Regions from separate parts of the Mus musculus genome. Here regions 1 and 3 are each linked to region 2. The links are chromatin loops, found by intact Hi-C in ENCODE. Cell type or tissue: gastrocnemius. All regions are shown on one strand. Region 1 has its middle 180 kb from the start of Gm24212. Region 2 overlaps Gm35850 (a long non-coding RNA gene). Region 3 has its middle 25 kb from the start of Gm35963.

Region 1 (8,000 bases), 860 kb after region 2:
ATGATCTATAAGCAGAACATTTGTGCATCCTTCTCAGGGTTTAAAAACAAAAGATACTGAAATCCATAGTGGGTAATTTTCATTGGTCTTCTGTACAAAACATTTACAGGACTACTGAATACAAGAATACGGGAGGACAAAGGCAGGCGATGAATTCCTGGAATGTATATGCTTAAGAAGAGCATATTTCTAAGACTTATAATCTTTCATCACAGAAAGATTTGGGGATAATTTATCTTTAGTTTGAGTTATGTTGAAAGCAAAGGTAGATAAGAACTGATGTATAACTGCATCCCAACCACCAGCAAAATACACAAAGAACACGGATCTATAACAAATGAAAAACATGTTTTCAATTGGGGAATCCATTATTTTTGCCACAAAATAGGAGGTTGAATAGCAGGAATGTTGTCTCGATGGTGATGGCTGTAAACAAAGATGTTCAGACCTGGAAAGAGAAAAGGCCACTTTCATGGAGTTTTTTGTTGTACAGTTGAGAAGTACTATCGGAGTACAAGTTTCAGACTTTTAGTAAAGAACAGAATAGGTTATTTTTGACATAGAAATGATGACCACTGAGATTTAGAGACATTTCATATACATTAAGAACTCTGTTTCTCTCTCCTTTTTTCCCATTTTTAAAAATTGATTCTTTTTAAGTTTCACATCATGTACCCCAGTCTCACTCATTTCCCCCATATTCTTCCTTCATTTGTGCAAAATTCTTCCCAAAATAAACAACACACACACCACTCATTATCACAATGTGCCCCACAGTATATCTCTCTGTCCACATATCTTCACTTGCAAATGTTCATTGCAATGAGTCATTAGTAGAGATTGATGTCTTTTGCTTCCATGACATTACCAATATTGGATTATTGCTGGGACTTCTCTCAGTTATCCTGTTGTTGCCCTGTGCCATGGAGATCCTGGAGTTTGGGATCAGCAAGACTGGCCCTTTCATGCATTCCAACTGTTCTCAGATGATATAGATTTTGGGGTGGGCCAATTCAGACCCCTGCATAGGGGTCTGAGCTTGTCAACTGGTCAGCTCTCCCTTATCTGCACCACCAAGATAAGTTTTGTAGCACTGCTCTTCCTAGGCTACCAAATGCCACCATTATCAGAAGTCAGAGTCAGGTCTCCTGCTTTGATGCACTTGAGGCCAGCTCACCCACACCCATGCCTACAGAGCCAGCTCCATTGTACTGCCCAGGTAAGGCATGGACCCACTTTCCAAGTCACTTACATCATGCTTTACTCCGGGCAGTGGTAGCATGCTTCTGAGAATATCCACTAGTTGTTTGTACATTCTAAGGGATATTTACAACTGTTTGGTGACATAGGCAGGATGACTGGTCTAAGTATAGAGTAAATAAGCTGAGACTCTGGGGAGTTTTGGCTGGACTCATTCTACAGTGTGTCCAGAGCAGACTTATGTCTTTATCAACCTTGCCTTTTTGCATGGCTGCTCTTTTATCTGCTCACAATTCCGACTACTATTTTCCAGTCACAAATGTGAAGTTCTAAGTGTTCTGTCCTATACCACTCATCTGATTCAGTCATATTATGCTGAAAAGTTAGCAATAATTTCCTCTGTAAGTGGAGCTGGTGAGTCCAATCCTGAAGCAGCCATGCTGGTCCATGCCTGCTTCTCAGTGTGCACATCAACTTCAGCACACATCACGTGGGACACATTGATTATACTCCTGGGAGTGCAGCTAATCAAAGACTGTTGCCTATGGGATGTATGCCATGGGCACCTACTCATTTGGGGAGGAGTTAGTGTAGAACCTGCCTTCTAAAGGTGAATCCTGCTTACATAGCAACTCAAAACTGTACATAGAATTCTTATATTTGTGTGTGGGTTAAATTAATGTCTCTGTCTTTAATTCTCATAAAGGCCTGTAAGAGAAGAAGTCTTAGCAGCCAGTCTGTTGCTCTAAGGAGAAAGATGGCCCTGAGGAATGAGTGGCTAGAGACACAGAATAAGCTCAGATGTCTGGTGGATAGGAGCTCCTTTCTTTGTGGATGTCTTAATGAAGGAACTAGCAAGCTTCCAGGCCAGGTGGGTTTTCTGGTACAAGCTGTTATCCCTCTTGTATCATCTTAACACCTGCTCTAGAAGTCTGGGAACACCCAGTATACTTCTGTTTGGGGGGTACTGACTACTTTCAGATACTATCTATGAATTTGGCTTTTAAATTTTGAAAAGCTAACACCAAAGACTTTCTGCAGAATATTTTACAAGGGTGTGTTTCTTTTTCAGACTTGTGCATCAACCAAGATAAGTCTGGAATTCTGAAAGAGTTTTTATTTGTTAAAATGACAATTCTTTGTGACAAAAACTAGGGCCTTGAGGACTAGGCCTGTGATGGTTCTTGATCAACTTTTGTTGTTTTCTATCTTGTGAGCCAACAAATACTTATTACACAAGCTTTGGCTTTGAGTCCGCTCTTCTGTGTGCTGTGTTTTGACATAGGCTGGCTCCCTTGATAAATCTTTTCCTCATGATCTCTACGCCACTCTACTCTTACCCTTGGAGTTTGGGAACTGGAGTTCAAACACCTGTGTCCATGCATTCTGCTTCTCTCTTCCTTGTTGACTTGAATAATTGAATATCTGGTGATGTGTAATCGTGATCAATTAGCACTAAAAGCAGCAATATTTAGGCTGTAGGGTAGTGAGACTATCAAGTTAGTTAATGATAACAAAAATCCCACACACGTAATATTTCCAAAAGAGTATGAATTTAATCTACAAAGCCATTGCTAATCCCATTTTCCCAAGTTATTTCTAGATTTGAATTTATAATGATCAGCTAATAGATTTACAGCCAGGTAGAGGCAGGGAAGATTCTGTGCAAATAGGTCAGAGGTAGGCTAGTAAAATTGGAATGTCATCATTATTTTATGTTGGGTCTGATTTTGATACACTGTGGAAAATTCCACTGAAGGAAATCTTTGCAGGTTTCAAGTAGCAGGTTAAGATAGTGAGAGGCAAAGTTCATTCACTGTGATTAGGCATATTAAAATAATCTAGTTCAAAATAGGAATCATCATATTATATATTATGAGGAAATATTTCCGCATGGTAAATTTGCTCAATTTTGCAGCAGCTGTTCCTGAGCTGGAGAGCCTGGGGCTGAAATTCTCGGTGTTTTGGAAGCAGATCTGCTCTTTACCTCACTATGGAATGGGCAGGGCTTCCCAGGCTGTCCTGCATGTTCTCTGCTCTCTCTTTTGCTTTACCTGTTATACTCATGAGGCTATACTTCCAGGAAATGCTGGACAGTCCTATAAGCAAATCCAAAATCAGCACCATTTTTCTGGTCTGACAGAATCAGGCTGCCTAAGACAGAGAAGACAACCACTAACACTGTGTCCTTTGTAGTTCAGCTCGTTCCCAGTGCACCACCTTGTGGAAGAAAGACAAATAGCCCACAGTTACCCCTTCTGTTATACTCCATAAGAAACCTAACTCATTGGTCTCTCCCCATTGTTGCCTACAATCACTTCTCCTTTATGTAGTGCCTTTCAAATAAATTACTGATAGTCAGCTTCTACTCTGGTTATTAGTAAAAGAGGTCTACAATGTTTGCGTCTCCAAGTGCTAAGTGGAAGCCTGTAGCAACATCAGAGCAAACAACCTATCATTATCCAGGGGCATAGGAGATTGCATTTTGCAAGTCTCTTAGCCTGTTTAGTTGTCAGAACCATAGTGAAGTAGGAAACACTGTCTGTTCCTCAGACAAGGCTAACTTAGAGTTACCTCTCTCTGCAGAAACAGGTGTGGCAAAGGAGTTACCCACCATGTCTTCTCGCCCACGAAAATTTGACAGGGCCTACTCTTTATTCTGAGCTCTTCCATCCCAGCCCTTGATTCACAGCTACATCTTTAGAAGGGGATGCATAATTCTTGAAATGCATGTATGCATGTGTACGTGCATATGTGTGTGCATATATGTGCGTGTGTGTGTGTGTGTGTGTGTGTGTGTGTGTGTGTGTGTGTGTGTGTGTGTGTGTTACATTCAAGGTTTACTCAGGCCTCTTACATTTGTATGCATAAAATCACTATCGAGCTTGTTTCCAAGCAACAAAGATGGCTTGCCTCCTGAGCATTCAGCCTGAAAGTTGCACAACACTGACATCTGCTGCTTGTGTGTGGTTTGAGACTGGACCAGGTCAGCAGCTCATGAGTATGCAAAGCAAAATGTTTGACAACACTGTGTATCTACAAAAGCTAAAGTCTTTTGTCTGAAACTCGTGGGTTTATTTTTACTTTTTAAATACTATACATGAATAGAAGCCCACTTTCAATATGATGTTTCCTTGGTCTTTGCATGATCTATCAAAAAGGTGAGGTCTTGTTTGGCTTTGTAGGAAAACAACTGATAATAAAATAGATCAGTTTTTTTTTATTTTATATATGTTACCATAAAGTCTAGAGTTAAATGGTAAAGTGTATCTCTGCGACATAAAAACAACTTTTAAATAAGTGATTTTTATGGATAAAATAATATCTGAAAATATTTTATAATTTTCAAATATATTTGCATATTTCTCATTCATTCAACCACTAATTCATTCATACAATGCAATCTCTGTGTGAGTCACTGCTCCAGGCTTCAAGGAGGAGTTTGATCCTGGACCAGTAATTAAGAGCAAGTGCCATGTAGCTCTGAGGTAAGTGTGCTGTGGATTCAGGCTTCTTGTTCTGACTGTTTCTACTCTGGTATGTTAGATAACAGGTGACAGTCTATCTCATGGAGATGCTGTGTACCCTAAAGTTTAAAAAGAAACAAAATACTTCACAGTACCCTGAGTATCACTTGCTATCAGTGAACCAAGCCTTCAGAGTATCAGGATGATTTTAACTCCAGATTTCCAATTTAGGAAATGAATAGTTTTCATCTCAAACATGCCTAATAATGGGAAACTAAAAACCATGTAGTTCATGGTTTGTCAGCCTGGAAAGTTTGATGGATAAGAGTCAGAGGGAAAAGTTAAAAGGGAGGTGCTGGTCCTATTGTCAAGGAGCTCTAGAGATGGTTTGTCTTCATTCTGTAGAGGAGTTGATGAACACTGTTTTCTGTGAAATGCTTCAGAAACAGAGGTTCCTAGGGTTGTGTGACAGGGATGGTTAGAGCCATTGACCACAGGGGCTTACAGGGATCCTGGACTAAAGTGGCTGTTAGAGTGAGCCAGGGAAGACAGTGGGGATGTCAGAAGGGTGATGGGAATTATTGTGAGGAATGACTTTGGAGGACAGGCCGGCAGTATAGGTTGCTGGCTTTAGTGGGGTGACAACACTGTCACCTATAGGAATGTCACCTTGGACACTCAAGGGAAAATGTTCCTTTTCCGGGTTTATACTAAGTGAAGATCAAACTCCAGCTTAGAAAATTCAGTGTATCTCAGCAGTGCAGTTGTGTAGACCATATTAATCTGTTTGGCTTCCCCTGCTGTGAGATACTTAGCCTCATGCCTGGGTGATCTGGGCTTAAGCTTCATTAGAAAACTCATTCAAAGGTGCTTCTGGAACTTGAAGAACATTTAATCTCTGAATGTAGTAAAAAATAAAGAGAATGCAAATTAAGAGATGGCAGCTTTTAAATAGCTCCTTTAATACATATGTACAAAGCTTTATGATCTATAGAAAATATTGCTTTCTTTTCATTGGAACTTTTGTTGATTCTTATCATACAACTAAAAGTAAAGTGTAATGAATTCTAAACTATAGAGGCCTCAGAAAATCTCAGACCCACAATCATTTAGTTAAATGTCTAGCCAGTGTGTAACTATGTTAGAGAATACACAACTAAGAGAGAGTAAAAAGACCTGCTAAGGGAGGCAGAGAGGAAAAAACAACACATGGGACATTGAAGGAAAGAGGATATGGTGGGGGAAAGTTATAAGTGGAAGAAAGGGGAGCTGTGATGGGGAAGGAGAAAGGAGAGGGGGACCAACTAGAACATAAAAGGCCTTACAAATGTCTAATGCTCATTTCTCCCTCTCTGTGTGGACATATGGTATGTGTGTGTGACCATGTTCAAATGCATGTATGTGTCTGTGACTAAGTGTGCATGTGTGCTGTGTATGGGTCTACATGCTTATTTATGTGTTTACCCTGGCACACAAAAAGGTCAGAGAACACCCTGGGGACATTGTATTCCACCTCATTTGAAACTGTCTTTCTTGTTTGGTGCTGAGTGGACCAACAAGTGGCTATGGGTTCCTGTAGGAACTCAGATTATATGTTATAGGGATTAAAACTCAGGTCCTTAAGTTTGTGTAGTAAACATTTTACCCAATGGGTCATCAGTCCAGTCTGGTAGGCTAATTTTAAAAGAAAACAACTTAAGATTAACTTAAGAAACTGAAGATTATGCTAAAATAATAAAAGCATGAGCTAATGGCACTAGATGATGAATAAATAAAATAGCAAACAAAATATAATTAATAAGGGAATATATATCTTCAAAGCCTTGAAATTGTACCTCCTTCCCTAAAGTTTAGGAGCAAAGAAAACATGGGATAAGTGAGTAATGAAACAGATGATAAAGCTATGGATGTTGAAAAGTTATAAATAAAGCAGTATTTTGTCCATGAAGCCAAGAAACTTCAAACCCTACATCAATTAGACAAATTCTTAAAAACATGAATCACTAAAACTGGCTCCACCAAGATAAATATCTGTTCTATTTAAATAGCTAAAAGATGTATAAAGGCTTATGTAGAACTGAAAATCTGATAACAGATCTAATGGTCCAACTTCTTGAATGATAAAACCCACTAAAGCCCATCCAAGAAGAACGGGATTCTTTGGCTAAGTCTATTGTCAACTCCACAGACAGAACCAATTACTAATCACCTTCTAGAACATGCTCAGATTGGATCAGTCAAGTTAATCCCCAGTCTACATTCTTGGAAAATAGTATCAGAAGGAACACCTCCTAGTGCATACTGTGTGCCCAAAGTTACTCTAATATCAAAACTAAGGAAAGGGGAGAGGGAGAATACCACTATATGCTGTGAATATGGCTGCAAAAAAAAATATGGTCAGATCAAAGTCAGTAGTGATGAAGCCATGGTTCTGGTTTGGAATAAGGGCATGACATTCAGATCTGTTCCTTGGGAAGCATCCCACACTACTGTCTCCTCCCTTAAGAATTAACCCAGTTGGACCTGTCAATCATCTCTCCATCAGTAAGTTGGTTATGATGCTTCCCCCATGTGAACCTGCCCATTTCTCTGAGTTCTAACTCAGAGCTCTTTCCCTTCCTTCTTCATTTTAGAGAGTAGTGTAAAGCCTAAAATTCTTCCCTAACTCTATGGGATTTCTCAGTCTTTCTCTGAACTTCCCATACAGCTGCTTGTTGAGCAGGTCAGCTTTCTTGGACTTTAACCCATAAGGGTGTAACTTCATGTCTTCCTCTTTTCCCTTTCCCTCCTCTCACATGCTGCTTAGCTTTGTAGCTTTCCTATTCTATTGTTTTTTGTTTCAGATTCCAATGGAAACAATACTTGAGCTTCTTTTTGAACCTAACGACCCATGAAAGAGAACCCCTAATTCCCTGGAAACACTCAGTAGATGAAGCAAACTCATGACAAAATCTCACACTCACTTATCATAAAAACTCTGAGCAATCTAAGATGCCAAGAGGACTTCTTTAACTCTATAGAAAACTATAGAAAGCCTACAGCTGCTGCCATCACTTGAAGTGAGAACTAAATAGCTTCTTTCAAATATCAGGGGAAGGTAGTGAGGCCTGCCCAGTTTTCTTTCATATCATTCCATAAGTCCCAAATAAAGCAAAGAAAAGGAGTAGAAGTTATACAGACAGAGAAAAAGAGAAATAGTTTTCATCCATAGATGAAATGGTTGTCTATGTAGAAACCCCAAAGAGTAACAACAAAAGATTCTAGAGTTCTTAAGCTTTCACAGCAAGATCTTGGGATACAGCCTCTTGGTGTGGACCCAGTGTTCCCCTGGCT
Region 2 (8,000 bases):
GTGGAGCGCCCAGTCCACCATGTGCCTAGGGTGTGTATAAGAAAGCAAACTGCAAGTGGGCTATGTTCTTCTAGCTGGGCTGCCTCGTCTGGCCTCAGTGGGAGAGAAAGCATCTAGCCTCGCAGAGAGTTGAAGCGCCAGTGTGTGTGTGTGTGTGTGTATACCCAGGGGGCCCCTACCAGCTCAGAAGAGAAGAAGAGAGGGGATGGGGGAAGGATTGTGTGTGTGTGTGTGACAGGGAGGGGGGCAGTGAGTGGGATGTAAAGTGAATAAGTAAAGAAAAAATTAAATTAAATTAAAAAAAAAGAAAGCAAAAAAAATGACTATCCAGCCTTCTATCATATCTCTTCAAATGTCAGATTTTGTTTGAGTTTGTTGATTTTAATTGAATTTTCCTTACATTTATTGGCATAAAATTATTCATAATGACCTTTTATGATTGTTTCAATGTAGGATCTGCAGTAATGACTCATTTAAATTTTCTGACATTATTTATGCCTTTTCTTGGAGCTTCATTTAACATATAATAATAATAATATAATTTCTCCTAGAATCAATTTTTGTCTTTGTTTTCTCTACTGGTGTATGTTTTGTATTTTGTTAGCTCCTATCTGTATGTACAATATAGTAGGTTCTTAAAATTAAAAGTATAATTATTATATGAACTGGTAATTGCACTGCCAAGTACATTTCTAAAGGAAGCCAAATCAGAGTGTGGGCGAAGAGAGCAGCACTGTCACCTTACAGCATTTGTCATAATGACCACATGACATCAACTCATATGGCCACTGGCACGTTAATGGTTATAGAATGTGTAAGATATACAGGATAAAGCAGCATTCAGCCATTAAAAGAAGGAAATCTGGTCCCGTTCAATATCGTGGAAGAATGTGGAGGACATTCTTAAGTAGTCAGTTAGTCACAGAGAGAGGAACACACAGTGTACTTACGTGTGGAATCTGACGTAGTCAAAGTCTTAGGAGCTGAGCGTAGAGCGGTGGGTGCAGGCGCCTGTAGGGAGGATGGCTGAAGAACTCTTGGCCAAAGAGTGCAGGACTTTAGTTAGACATGAATGACTTGAGTGGTATTGGTCTGTCGTTTATTTGACAGTTACCAGAACAACACATGGTTTAGGTGGGCATCCTGATTATTTCTTTCGGATCACTGACATGATTGACCCAGACAGTGCTCTCATCCAGCCTGTAAGAAGGCTTTAGGCTGGGAGTCCGGGGATGAAGACTAAGTCTGCTTTTCTCTTTAGCACGAGTTGTATCCTCCTCACGGAGCCCAGGGCTGCCAGGCTTACATCCTTACCTTCCAGCTCCGAAGAGGAAGAGCGTTCCTTCTCCCATCGATTCCAAAAGCTCCGTTGTCAGATGGAATCATGCCCTGAACCATTCCTGAAGGGATGAAGTGGGATTCATGTAAGTACAGTTCAAGCTTTCCGTTGGAGGCCCACTCCACACAGAAGATGTATCTGAGCCTATGGGAGGGAAATGCATCCAGAAAAGGCAGAGTCTTCAGACATTCATGAATTATTTTGTCACTTTTTTTTTCCTTTTGGACAGGATCTCACCAAGTTGTCCATGCTAACCTGGAATGACATTGTAGCTTAGATGGGCTTAAACTTCACTTCTTTGTCTTAGCTGTCCAAGCACTGAGATTGCAAATGTAGACCACCACTCAGTCACAAACTCTTTAAGGTTAGACTAGAGATCGGTGTGACTATGGAAATGAAGGGCTCCCCAAGAGGCTGATGCAGTGAATGTTTGGTACCTGGCTGGTGATGCTATTTGAAAGGGTCTGGAAGTGTAGGATGGGTCTCAGGATGCTTGGGAATCCTTTATCTCTGTCTATCACTGTCTGACTCTATACTTCCTGTCCAACTGTCCACCCAGAATTAAGACCAACCTCCAGCACATACTCCCTACCTCTGTAATGTTCACTGAATCCCCTGAAAGTGTGAGCCACTACAATCCACTCTCCCTTAAGCTGTTCTCTCGGGTACTTTGGTTGGAGCTTTAAAGAAAGTGACTTTTACTCCCAGTGTGTTTTTCTGTTATGGATGAGAGCAAGCATTGTAGGCTTTGGCCATATGGGTCTGTGCCATTTTCTCCCAGACTGACTTTCTGTAACTTCTAAAAGATACAGCCCCCCCCCCCCCTCCGCCCTCCCGTGAGAGTTGGAACTGGTCCTTGGGTCATACACTATTACGTCCTGAATTAAACTGATTTCTTTTTTTTCTGGTCCCAGTGTTATATTTTATGCACAGAACTTTCAAGATACGTTGGAAGACAGAGCTCTAATTTAGAAGTATATGAGAGCAGAGGCTGCTCATTTCCTCTTCCCCCTTTCCCTTCATTCCCCTCTTGCATTCCTCAGCCCTCCCCAACCACCCTCACTTTATAAGCTCCATTCTCTCCCTTCCCCTTTAACCACTCAACATCCAGCCACCAGAAGAAAGTCTGATTACTAAGTACTCAAGAAGTATATATTGCCCAGCCCAAAGCTATTTCTCGAAGCTTCCATTTCCTCAGGTGTAGAAGAGAAAGACCTGCAGTCGCTTTTGAGTGATTCCAGACAGGAGGGCAGAAGAAAAAAAGACCAGGCAGAAATCGAGTAAGCTAATTTTTTGTCCTGGCTTCACCATGACTTTGGGATTTGGGACAAATGACATCTTTGCATCCTTTCTGTTTCCCCCTCTTAGGTTAGGAAATGGCCTGCATCTTCCACAGCTCAAGGTTAGATGGCAGAAAGGAAGCATCACAAACCAGCCAGAGGAATGGAGATGAGGAGGGAACTGTGGGTAGTGTGGCTGGACTTTGGACAGGAATTTTGTCTGGGAAGCAGTCTAAGGATTGCTAAAGACCAAAGCTGACTTCCAAACACAGTTCTAATGGAAGGAGATTGGCCAGCTCATTGTCTTCAAAAGTCATTTAGAGGCCCTCTCCTGCAGATAGGGAGACTCCTAGCTCTTCTCTAGTAGGATGGCATGTCACTATGTTTGTGTTAAGAACTGCCTTTCATGAAACACATGGCAGACATGTGGAAGGAGAGAAATTATCCTCTATGTAAACATTGTCCAGTAAATTAATCAAACTTCTACTGAGCATTTGCTAAATGTCAGGTGCTTAGTTATACGCCTCAAAGATGGAGAGCAGATGGCTTCCTCCCTCAGGGAGGTTTAATCTGGAGATTTGAATGGAGAATCATTTAAAACTAACCAGGAAAACAGAAACACCTCTGTTTAAAATGAAGGAATTTTAATGCAAAAGAAATGGCTACACGGGTGATAGTGATGTCGAGAAGCTAAGAGGTAAGGAAGAGGAGAGGAAGAGAAGAGGATGAAGAGATGAGGATGAAGTGACCCAGGAGACGGCATGGTCCAATTGCTATGGTGACTTTTTAGAGGCACAGAAAAAGAAGTCCCAAAGTAAATGGTGGTAATGTTGGAGCTTATGTGGAAATGGTGGGAAGAGGATGGAAGGACTCAGAGTGAGGCCAGAATCAGCACCAGGTGACTTTGTGCCAAGATGTGGGAGGAGGTCTTCATTAGTAAGGAATCACATTTGATGGTGAAAGGGATGGCGGCATCACTGTAAATGTGGTCAGTGGTGGCTTCTCGCCAGGCCAGGGCCAAGTTCAGGTGGCATCATGACAGAATAGGTTTACCTCAGAGAATCATTGAGGTGACTATGAAAACTACAGTTCCCAGGGAGAAGACAACCAGCCGACTGTCTTAGTCAAGAGACATTAAAGGAGATAGAGTGATGGCAAGCGACTACCACAGAAAGGGACCATTCCTTACCTGTTTCTTTTGCCAGAGGTGAGCAAATTTTCAAATAGGAGGTGAGAACTGGCTTTATGCAGTTCTAATGAAGGAATGTCTTTGCAGCATCAAAACAAACACACACATGAAGCCTAGTGATTCCTCTAGGCTTCATGTGCAAGTCACCTCAAGGAGACTCAGCCAGCTACAGGAGTAGATCTGTGCTGAGTGGTAAGAGGGTGCCCCAGGACTCCAGTGACTGGTGGGCAATGGATCTTAGCTGACAGTGGCATTATGGCCCTCTGTTAATGGAAAGGAGCCAGGTAAGAAGTCCTGGCTACACTACTACAGTACAACTCATAGTGGCTTCATGATGTGTGTGGGCCCATCTGGTAGTTATATTTGATGCTTTCTCTCTCTTCCTTCCTTCCTTCCTTCCTTCCTTCCTTCCTTCCTTCCTTCCTTCCTTCCTTCCTTCCTTCCTTCCTTCCTTCCTTCCTTCCTTCCTTTCTCTCTCTCTCTCTCTCTCTCTCTCTTCCTTCCTTCCTTCCTTCCTTCCTTCCTTCCTTCTTCCTCCCTCCCTCCCTCCCTCCCTCCCTCCCTCCCTCCCTCCCTCCCTCCCTCCCCTCTCTCGATCTCTCTTTCTCTCTCTCTGTCCCTCCCTTCCTCCTGTTTTTTTTTTCTTCCCTCCCTTTTCTGGTTTCTTGCTTGTTTGTTTTTTTTGGCAGGATCTCACTATGTAGCTCGGCCCATCCTGGCTCTCACCTGATCACTATGAAGATCAAGCTGGCTAAGAATGGCTTTACCATGGCTGGCACGTCTGAAGTTCTTAAGTGTGTAATGGGATGGACAGTCTTCATGGCTAGCTTGGAGTGTTACTTGTCTTGTGGGTCAGAATTGCCACAGTGGGGAAATGTAAGTGAAAAGCAGACCCTCTCCTGCCACCGCCCCTGCATCTTCAGCACGGTAAAGAGTCAGCTAAGGAAATGGAAGAAAATGCCAGTTGGCAGAAGCTAAGTGTGCTGAGCTGGCGGCCCCAGTTACATTGTCATTCATTTTTGATGAATGGAGAACTCAGGCCTCTGTGAACCCAGATGGATTCTGGTAGATGACAATGGAGTTCTCTAACCTTAGCTACGAAGCAGCTACTACACCAGATGTGGCATCTTCACTCGAACAGATAAATAACTAAGGACATTAATCTGCTTCCAGAAAAAAAAAAGACTTTCCTCCAGCACAGTCAAGCATCAAACACTAATAAAACACAGGGAGGGTCTACGAGGATGAATAAGAAACCTTGCAAAGCAATCAGAAAGCAGTAAGTTCTGTTCTAGAAAGTTCCATTCTAAAAGGTCAATGTCTTCTTCTGTGCAGAGACCAAACCATAGTCCTGGATGAATACTCGCAGTGGCACACTCTATACCATGTGACCCAGTGCCTTTGGCCAGCTCAGTTGCACCAGAGGGTCTGATCCACGGTAACTGACCTCACGGGGGGCCAAGGGATAGGTGATCTGGTGTGGAAACACGACAACGCGTCAGATCTCATTCTCCACTCGGGAGCCTGGATTGGGGAGACGGAAGCTGAGCTGGCTAGCTGTCATGCACAGGGGAGTCAGTGTGAGAATGTCACTGAAGACGCATTGAAACAGGGAGAAGAGGGGATTGTGGGAAGAGAGGGAGGGGACTCTTGATGCTTCCTGGTCATCCTGGACAGATTTCTGGGGACCCTATGTGCTTTTGTTCTTACTTTTAGGCTCCGTGAAAGCCCTCTGAGGATATCCCCTGGTTGAGTTAGAGTGAGTGGATAGGGAGAGCTTGCCTAGCATTGGAGCCTGCGGGGTACCACTTCTTGTCTGACTTTACCACTAACTCTCTAGTACGATTAGATATTTTCTATGTATTGCTTTCATCTTTCTTCTTAGGCTATGAGGCAGTGTTCTGTGTAGTTGAGGAAAGGTTAACCTTGGTAGTAATAATGTTATGAATAATAATAGTTCATATTAACTCAACTTTTACTGCGTGCCAGGCACAGTGTTGGGCACTTTACCCTCGCTATGTTCAGCAGGAAGGGACTCCCCTGGGAATTGCTGCTGTAGCCATTGTTGTCAATGTGACCTGACTTCCTCTGCTCTGACTGTACAGCCACAGGAAGTGACCTGCCACACACAGCTGGTGGAAGGACAGAGGTATCCACTCTTGGGGTAGTTATCTTTTTCTTCTCAGCAAAAGTGGTTCATACACACTAGTGAAAATTTGAAAACATCTAGAAGCAGAACTACAAAAACAGTCCAATATTCTGTCCACTACAGATACGTTGTCAATATTGTGCTGTCTGTTCCCCCCCCCTTTGCTTTGAAAGCTTTACAACGTCAAATCTGAACCCTTTTCATGCCATTAAATGTGCTTCTCCTATGTAATTCTTTTGGGTAGTATATTTTCCTTCTTTCTAAAAACATTTTATTATATATGTATATATATATATATATATATATATATTTTTTTTTTTTACTGTATAAGTTAACTTACAAACAACAGGCTTTGCATGGGACTTCATGCATATTTCATTTTGGTCAACTCTCCCCTAATTCTTCTCCTCCCTTTTCTCTGCTGCCCCTCCTCCTGGCAGGAGTCTGCCTTCTGTTTAGTTCTAAAGCTTTCCACGATCGCCTTCTTTAAACAGTTACTCTCCCTCCCTCCCCCCTCCCTCTCCCCCCTCTCCCTTCCTCCTCTTTCGTTGTCTCCCCCTGACGGTTCCCATATTCACTCCCAACCAGGTATGCACATTTAACAGCTGGAGCCAGGAACCATATAGAACAGACACTAAAGGATATTTGCCTCCAACATAATTTTTAAAGGACGGTGCAGTACCTTTTATGTGACAAGTGTAATGGTTCAGGTGTTATAATCAGTGGGGCAATGCATCCTGGGAGTGTGCATCCTGAGACTGTGAGACTATGAGCACTCTTGCCAGCGTCCTGGTCTGCTGGCTGTTCTAGAGTTTTTTCCTCTCAGAAGCTCTGCAGCTTCTGATTATTGGTGCCTTCACATCAACCTGCACTGAGTCTCCTGTTGTGGGACAACCCGGCAATGCCTTATCTCTACCAGACCCAATTCTGGGTTGGATGCCTTTTAATTTCTCTGCACAACACTGGAATCTACCAGCAGATGGCGCTGTGAGCAAGTGCATCTGCTGGGTGTGATTTACACAAACCCTGGAAAGCTTTAAATATTTATCCACAAAATTCAATAAAGCCGTTCATCAACTCTAATGCTTAGAATTTGGTCAGCCCAAGAGAATATTTTAATATCTTGCCCGAAGTTCCACAATCCTCTGCTGCACAGTGGGTCCTTTTGTGGGTCAGATTCCTGTTTGATTCTTGTCCGTGGGAAGGATTTCCTGTAGCAGGCCTAGGAACCAGCTACAACATCTTGCTAGGTATTGTAGGGATGAATCATCTTCCCTGCTTGACAGGTCTTCAAGGTTAGATAGTAGGTCTGATCTTTTTCCATTTCTTCAGCCTTCAGTAAGTGTTTGATGGAAGGAGGTCTTCCATGAATATATCAACTCGTGTGTGTGTGTGTGTGTGTGTGTGTGTGTGTGTGTGTATGGTGTGGGGTGGCATGTGTGTGTGTCTATGTGTGGTGCATGTATGTGGCATGATATGGGATGGGGTATGTGTGGTGTGTGTCTGTGTGCATGTGCATGTGTGTATGTGTGCGTGCACATGTGTGCACATGTGTGCATGTCCCTCCAAGGATACTGCAGTCAGGATATATGATGTGCCCTAAAGGCTCATGTGTTAATGTCTTGGCCCATAGGGTGGCATTACAGGGACATAGGACTTGGGCCTTAGGGATTTGTCCTGAGGTCCCTGGGGTTTGTCCACGAATGGGCAGTGGAACCACGGCCTCTCCTTCTTTCCCTTTGGCCGCTGATTGATGAGGTGATCAGTTTTGCTCTCTCATGGGCTTCTGCCAGGTTGTGCTGCTTTACTGTAAGCAATAGAGCCAATAGGATAAGCAATAGGATCATGAGCCAGAGCAAAGCTCTTCTCTTATGTTAACGATCTCGGACATTTCATTATAGCGATGGGAAGCTGAATCACATGGGGCGGGGTGATGGGGGTTGGGAGTCATCTGGTTGTCACAGCGGTGGAGTGTGTTGATGGGCAAGGGTGCTGAACATGCAGGGAATAACAACACAAATAACTGTCCCTATCGCCCTTTGT
Region 3 (8,000 bases), 76 kb before region 2:
TGAGTTCCAGGACAGCCAGGGCTACACAGAGAAACCCTGTCTCGAAAAAACCAAAAACCAAAAAAAAAAAAAAAAAAAAAAAAGAATCTGCGGGGGTGGGTGGGAGGGGCTGGAGAGATGGCTCAGTGGTTAAGACTGCTCTTCCAGTGGTCCTGAGTTCGATTCCCAGCAACCACATGGTGGCTCACAACCATCTGTAATGGGATCTGATGCCCTCTTCTGGTGTGTCTGAAGACAGCAACAGCATACTCACATACTTAAAATAAATAAATAAATCTGAAAAAGAGGAAAGAAAGAATCTGTGTTCAGGGCTTGGTTGTGGCTTGGTGTTATGTGACAAGACTTTTTTTGGAGACACAGAACACACATATCTATTTACTCCAAATAGGGAGCCTATGACAGACCAAAGTAGAGATACCATCCAACTTGATGAACCAATGAGTTTTACTAGAGTTGTGTTGCCACAGTTCATTAACCCGCTCTACTCTCCCTGGCAACAGCAGCAGCAGCAGCAGCAGCAGCAGCAGCAGCAGCAGCAGCAGCAGCAGCAGCAGCAGCAGCAGCAGCTCAAGTTCCTCCCTACCCACCCCAAAGCTATGGATTCTCAAGTGAAAGACACACACACACACACACACACACACACACACACACACACACACACACAGCCTTATATTTAATATACCTTAAACAGCTCAATGGCTGGCTGGGCCACTTCACTCCTCCACTTTGCTAGCACATTCCCCCCTCTGATATTCCAAACTTATTACTTACTAAAACCTATATTCTATCCTGGCTGCCCCAGACTCAGGCCTGCAGCCCTCCTGGGCCACAATCCCCCAACTCTTACATGTTGGCAATCTCTCTGTCTCTCTGTCCAACACTTCTCAGGCCTGGACCCTTCTCCTTCCCCTGCATGGTACCTTCTTCTCCTTCCCTGGCATGGTGCCTTCTTCCTCCTTCCTCATCCTGACCCAGCAATCCTAGAACTCTCTGTTTTCCTGCCCAGTGATTGGCTGCCAGCAACTTTATTTACCAATCAAAGCCAACTGCAGGTAGGGACCCTCAGCCTCTTAAATGCAGATGTGCAGATTCCTGTGTGATTTTGGAAACCCAAATAACATAATGCAAGCATTAAACCAAATCCACAACAGGTTTACCTATAGGGATATGGGTAAGGAAAGACTCAAAGACAGCCAGCTGCATCACCAAAGCCCACCCAAGCACCGGTGACAGCTCACAAAATCTGGGAAACCTGGAGCTCACTGCACAGCCTGCAGGCAGGTCAATATGCTGGAGAGTGTCCTTTCTGAGGGACTCAGCTGGTCTAAGTCCCTCCCCCGTAGCTCCTCTGGTTTCCCCTTCTTCCAGGCAGCTGGCCCTGCCTCGGAATCTTTGTAGTTTGGCTTGACTGAGCAGTTTTATTGCTTATTCTGGTAGGGAGGGACCTAGTGAATCTGGTCACTTTCAGGAACTTCCTGAAGCTATTTTGAGATGTTTACCTGTCTGCTTCAAGAGCTTCCCTTCAGGATGGAATGCTTCACTTCGATCTTAGAGGAAAGAGTTAGACAACAGGTGAACAGCTTTAGTCCTAGCACCCTGGGGGCAGATGCAGACAGATCTGTCTGAGTTCAAGGCTATCCTGCTCTACCTAGTGAGTGTAAGGTCTGCCAGAGATACTAGTGAGGCTCTGTCTGAATGCCACTCCCATCTAACTGTTTATCTCTGCTGGGTTTGGGACCTGGGGCCTTGTACTTGCTAAGCAATGCACTTAGCTCATGAACTGTATGGTGGGCCCCCAAGGCAGTATTTTCATTATCTGCGTTGATGAGAGAAAGTTTTCAGCAGAGCTAAGGCCCTAGTTCCTGCACTCTCAGCTGAGCCTCTCTAGTTGTTATCGATCGAAGCATGTATATTATAAAGGAGTCAGTTACATCAGGGCCTTAGTGTTGGAGTTTAGAGACACTCTGACACCAGTAACCATGGGAATGGGATGCAGGGAATGGGATGACGGAGGAGAAAGCATCTGAGACCCAAGGTTCAAGTTCTGGGCATGCCTGATGGAGACACCTGCAGGGGACAAGCTGCTGACCATAAGTTCTGGTGCTTTCTGTGCAGGAGGAAGGGTCCCCAGAGCCCCCATTGACTTCTTTCCAATGAGCTAGCTCAGAAAAACATGGTTTCTGCCCATGAAAACACAGATTGAAAGGAAAGTCAATTTCAGAATGTAAATGAATCCCACCCTTTACATATTACAGTTGTAGTACTAATGGGTCCTTATTGTGGTCTGCGGCAAAGGCATTGTTAAAGCACCAGAAAGTCCTTCCATGAAATGGCTTGTGTTAGAAAGAGATGGGTTCTTCCTCTCACGGGTAAAAACGAACAAATGAACAAACACTTTTTAGACATGGTTACAGGAAGCACGCTATGTAGCCAGGATGTCTTGGAACATGTAGTCCAAGCTGGCCTCTAACTTGCAGCAATCCTCCTGCCTCTGACTACTTGAGTGCTGGGAATGCATTGCCACTCCTGGTAGATGTTTTGTTTGAGTCATAGTCTTGCTATGTAGTCCTGACCTGGGATTCACTATCAAGACTAGGGTGGCCAGGAGCTGAAAGAAATCCCCCTGCTTCTGCCTCCTGAGAACTGAGATTACATTTTGGGGGGGGGGTTCGAGGCAGGGTTTCTCTGTGTGGCCCTGGCTGTCCTGGAACTCACTCCGTGGACCAGGCTGGCCTCCAACTCAGAAATCCCACTGCCTCTGACTCCCGAGTGCTGGGATTAAAGGCGTGCGCCACCATGCCCGGCTTAAGATAGACTTTTTGAAAGGGTAGTTTTGAAGAGAGAGGGAGGGGGGAGGGGGAGGGGGAGGGGGAGGGGGATGGGGATGGGGATGGGGAGGGGGAGGGGGAGGGAGAGGGAGCCACACATCCCTTAAATTTCCAGAGAAAATACATCTATCTATGTTGTCCAGATAGATTCCTAACAAATAGTGATTATCGGCCTTGGAATTTCAATGATTTGTTTCTTCACACGTTTTCATTCATTGATTTCTTTTGCTTATTTGATGAATGTGCGTGTGTGTATTTATGCAATGATTAAAAAGAGATTTATTGATTTTTTTAATTTTATGAGTGTGGGTGAGTGCTTGCCTGTAGTTATGTACACTGTGGGCATGCGTGGTGCCTATGGGAGTCAAAAGAGGCTGCTGAATTCCCTGGAACTGGAATTACAGACATGTCAGCTGTCATGTGGGTGCTGAGAATCAAATCCAGGTCCTCTGCAAGAGCTGCTCAATGCCTTTAACCCCTGAGCCACCTATCTAACCCCATATAACACGCTTTGTGGGTGAATCCCTTGGGGCCTAATGGTCCAGCATGAGACCCATTGGTTATGGAGATTATAGGTTGTTCATATACTACTGCAGTAATCCAATAGGTAACTAAATTCCACTTGTGGCAAGTGCATTCTCCTCTGAGATACAGCAAAGCTTGTTCTGAGGACGGCCTGTGTGAGCTTAGGTCTCAAGGATGGTGGTAGGGGTGGAATACAGTGGGATAGTATGTGTTTGGCATGCACAAATCCCAAGTTCAATATCTGGCACACCAAACTGCCTCCTCCCCATCCCATTTCTTTCTTTCTTTCTTTCTTTCTTTCTTTCTTTCTTTCTTTCTTTCTTTCTTTCTTTCTTTCTTTCTTTCTTTCTTTCTTTCTTTCTTTCTTCCTTCCTTCCTTCCTTCCTTTCTTTCTTTCTTTTTTGTTTTTTTTTTTTGAAACAGGGTTTCTCTGTATAGCCCTGGCTAACTCTGTGGACCAGGCTGGCCTCGAACTCAGAAATCCGCCTGCCTCTGCCTCCCGAGTGCTGGGATTAAAGGCGTGTGCCACCACGCCTGGCCTTTTTAAAAACTTCTTAATGGTTCTTTGTGAATTTCACATCATGAACCCCAATCCCACTCATCTCCCCATCCCTTGTACCTGCCCTCTACCATTGCAACCTCCCTCACAACAGAGAAAAAAACCCTCTTTGTAGAAGCTGTAGTGTGTCTTAGTGTGTCTCACAGTGTGTGTATGTGTGTGTGTATCTCATTTTGTCCATACTTCTTTGCTTGCAAATGTTCATTCAGTAGCTTGTTGGTCTGGTATGAGGTCTCTGGCTTCTGCTACCCTGTCAATGCTGGAACTTCACTGGGACTCCTCTCAGATATCCTGTTGTTGCCCTGTGTCATGGAGATCCTGTAGGTTTGGATCTGTGGGACTGGGCCTCTTCACGATTTCCAGCAGTTCATCAATGCGGTAGATAGGATAGGCTAATTCAAAGCCCTGGATCCCACCTGAGACAGACACACAGACACAGACACAGACACAGACACAGACACAGACACAGACACAGACACAGACACACACACACACACACACACACACACACACAGAGAGAGAGAGAGAGAGAGAGAGAGAGAGAGAGAGAGAGAGAGAGAGAGAGAGAGAAAGAGACAAAGAGAGGGACTGAGAGACCAGAGAGCTAGGCAGAGACTGAAAGACAGACAGACAGAAAGTGATAGGGACAGAGTCAAAAACAGAGACACAGAAGGTGTTAGGTCTTCTCCCTTTCAGGACATGTGCCCAGTGATATGAAACCTCCCTCACCCTCTAAGAGGCCACAGTGCCTCTGGACACTGGAGACCAAGTTTTTAACATAAGGAGCTTTGGGACCATTCAACGCTCAGCTGTAAGGGCAGAGGACAGGAACTTGACTCAGGCCAGATCCCTCCTTGAAGCTGGCCAGCTTCTCTCAAGAACAGGTGATACACAGTGTCCTCTGGGGGCTGAGGCTATCCACACTGAGCCAGGTCCACTCCCTGGTTTCATCACAAAAGCCCAGTGGCTGCCCAGCAAGGTGCCACCAGCAATCCCTCTTAAGGAAGAAGAGACTCCATCTTTCACAACCTTTGCTTTTGTGATTAGAAACATCCTCATGGAATTCCTGAAGCCCGGCTGGTGGATGTGTTGAAAACATGTGGACAATAGTTCAGATCACACATAGGCCAGAATAGTCGTGAGAGGATCCTCCCCCACCCACGATTATGCTGGTCTTTACTCATTTAGAACCATCTACTAGGGAATACTAGCTGAAAAATTAAGGAATGATATAGTTGGTTGGACTTTAATATTTGATTCAGATAATGCCACCTGGGTCTACTCTGGAATGCTTGGGTGCTGCAACACTTGCAGTGGGGGGAGGGAGTAGTTTAGTGTATAATCCACTTTAATATATATTAAATTATATAAAATATAATTATAATAAATCTTATACTTACATAATTATATTAAGTATAATATAATTATGTAATTATAATATAATTATTATATTATACATATATAATATATTTAATCTATCTATCTATCTATCTATCTATCTATCTATCTATCCCTCCTTTCATTCATTCATTCCTCAGGCAACATTTATCTCCTGTGTGATTAACCAAACAATATTCTTGGCTCTTGTTTTAAGTGGTTTACTTTTAATTTTTTGAGACTTTTTTTTTTTTTGATGTGGCCAAGGCTGGCTGCAAACTCACAATTCTCTGTCTTTACTTCCAAAGTGCTGAGATTTATAGCAATGACTCACCGTACTTGGATTGACAATCTCCCCTCTCCCTCTCTCTCTAGCTCTGTCCTCTCTCTCTCCTGTCCCCAATACCTAACAGGGTCTCAGGTAACCCAGCCTTGGGTCTTGAACTTTTGACGTAGCTGAAGATGTCTTTGAACTTCTGATCCTACTGTCATTACTTCTAGTGCTACAGTGATAAATGTGCCCCACCACACCCGGCTCTATAGATTCTCTTAACTTCTCTCAACACCCGTTTGTAGCCTGAGTAGGAATCCAGAGAGCTTTTGTGTGACAGAGAGCTGGGCATCTGTCACAGTCCTCTGATTTTCTACTGTAAATGCAGGCTGTATCTCCTGTCATGGCTGCTTAGTAGACCCCAGTAGTAAACCTCGGTAGATAACACAAGCCTGCCACTTCTCACACTGATGGAATTCAGCTGATAGCAACAGGATTCTGTGAATGTCCCCAGGTAAGAATTTGTTGTTGGGCATAAAACAAAACCAAACCCAACCCAAACCCCTTTCCTTCCTACATCTGCCCTGCAGGAAGGCTGACACAACAGAAATGGAAAACAGTTGGCACAGGCATAAAATTCTATGTCAGATGGAAACTTGTAAAATAGAAAAATGGATTTCTTGGGGGTAAATGTAACTTGCTTTGACAATACTGTTTTTATGAAAAGCATTCTGCAGATATTATGGTCATTAAAAGTAGCAAGGACTTTTTCATTTTGAGGGGGGGATGGAGGTTCTTGATGGCCTATTCCCCCTGACCCCTGCAAACATTCCCCCTTCAGATCCATATTCAAGTTAATCATCAATGGGAAGCCAGAGCTGATATTGGAAAATCATTCTCTTACAAACGGAAACTATTATAATTTAAATGGGCACAAATGAAACCGCACATTTTCAGAAGGGGATCAATGCAAACCACTTTATTAGAAAATATAAATCACTTTTTAATTTCAAATGCAACAAGAAAAGAACTCATTTTTTCTGTTTCATTGAAATTGATTGGTACACCTGCAGAGAAAAAGCAGCTTTATCATCTCGTTATCAGCCAATTAATATGCAGGCCTAAATGTGAATACTATTCCGGTTAACTAGAGGCAGATGATTTTATTGAAGTCTTAATAGACTAGGAAAAACTGCCTTCCACCCTGCTTAATGAGGTCAGCAGAGGAAAAAAAAATCAGAAGTGCAGAACTTGGAATGGGTCGTGTCTAAAACTACTTCTCTAAGTGTTTGGACCACAGAGAAATGGAGGCATGGGGCACATCTGAAAGCAGAGCCACACAGCGGCAACACAATGCAGGGAGGAGAAACCAGGATGCGGAGTTTTCTTCTCTGGGTTTGAGTTTGAAGTTGGACTCCCTTGCTGTTCAAGACCCGACAGGTTTTTGTCCTTGGCCCTGTCTCTGTTTTGATCTCGGTTGAACAGAACTGTAAAGTAAGTAATGCTCACTTGCCTGCTTACTGCTCGCCCCTTTTCTTCTTTCTGTGCCCATTTCTGCCCTGAAAAGTTCTCCCTGACACATTGAAAAGCCAGGGAATGCTCTCAAGCTCTCTGTACTCTTGACCAAATGCCCTTGTGAGACGCTAACTCACACCGTGGTGTACGTGACCCAAAGGGTGGCCATTTCCCATGCTACTTTAAAAGAACATAGCCAAAAGCCAAGGTTCATGCATGCCTGTAGTTACAGCTACTGGGAAAGCTGAGATACAAGGATGGCCTGAGCTCAGGGGTTCAGGCTGTGCTATGCTATCAGGTGTTTACCAGAAGGATCAGCCATTTAATTATCCCTGGGAGTAGCCGCTGCACTGCAGCTTAGGCAGTGTCTCCTAGAAAAGCAAAAGGTCGATGGTAGATGGGGTAGGGCAATATGGTGGAGTGTCAGGTCCTCCTTTTCCTAGTGACATCAGGAGGCTATTTGCTGATGAAACCTATGCTGCACAACTGCTCAATATACCTGCTGACACTTCTGCCACTACAAGACCTTGTGTCAAGAGAGGTCTTGGGCTGGTGTGATGGCTCAGTGGGTAAGAGTACCCGACTGCTCTTCCAAAGGTCCAGTGTTCAAGTCCCAGCAACCACATGGTGGCTTACAACCATCCGTAACGACATCTGACGCCCTCTTCTGGTGTGTCTGAAGACAGCTACAGTGTACTTACATATAATAAATAAATAAATCTAAAAAAAAAAAAAAAAAGAGAGAGGTCTTGGCGATATCCTGGTCATGATCTGGGAATAGGCTTGTAAATTGGAATACTTAGTAACAAGGAAGTGTGGCATTGGAGGAGGCTTGTCACATCCCCTGTCCTGACCTGAGGCCTGTGGATCGGGATGTGAAGCTCTTAGCTCCTGCTGTAGCACCATGCCTGCTTCCCCCCATGGC

Evidence for each region. Peaks named below come from ENCODE experiments on the same cell type or tissue, not always from the same donor. Only the 100,000 strongest peaks of a DNase experiment are listed, where the experiment ranks them.
Region 1: it touches region 2 in a loop (2.8-fold over the local background); 14 of 42 quality-filtered maps call a loop at or near these places.
Region 3: it touches region 2 in a loop (2.3-fold over the local background); 10 of 42 quality-filtered maps call a loop at or near these places.

The regions. Positions count from the first base shown.
Region 1 is chr8:89,845,769-89,853,768 of GRCm38, reverse strand. No RefSeq gene overlaps it. Among named protein-coding and RNA genes, the nearest start is that of Gm24212, 180 kb to the right of the region's middle. In gastrocnemius, CTCF peaks have their summits at 3,429 (motif pointing left) and 4,157; DNase peaks (open chromatin) are centred at 3,419 and 4,137.
Region 2 is chr8:90,707,647-90,715,646 of GRCm38, reverse strand. Gm35850 (a long non-coding RNA gene) reads left to right here. Exons shown (of 5, transcript XR_879078.1): 3 at 1-30; 4 at 1,262-4,092; 5 at 4,498-6,188. Among named protein-coding and RNA genes, the nearest start is that of Gm35850, 29 kb to the left of the region's middle. In gastrocnemius, a CTCF peak has its summit at 6,938 (motif pointing right); DNase peaks (open chromatin) are centred at 3,589 and 6,932.
Region 3 is chr8:90,783,401-90,791,400 of GRCm38, reverse strand. No RefSeq gene overlaps it. Among named protein-coding and RNA genes, the nearest start is that of Gm35963, 25 kb to the right of the region's middle. In gastrocnemius, no CTCF peak of the experiment used is centred here; no DNase peak of the experiment used is centred here.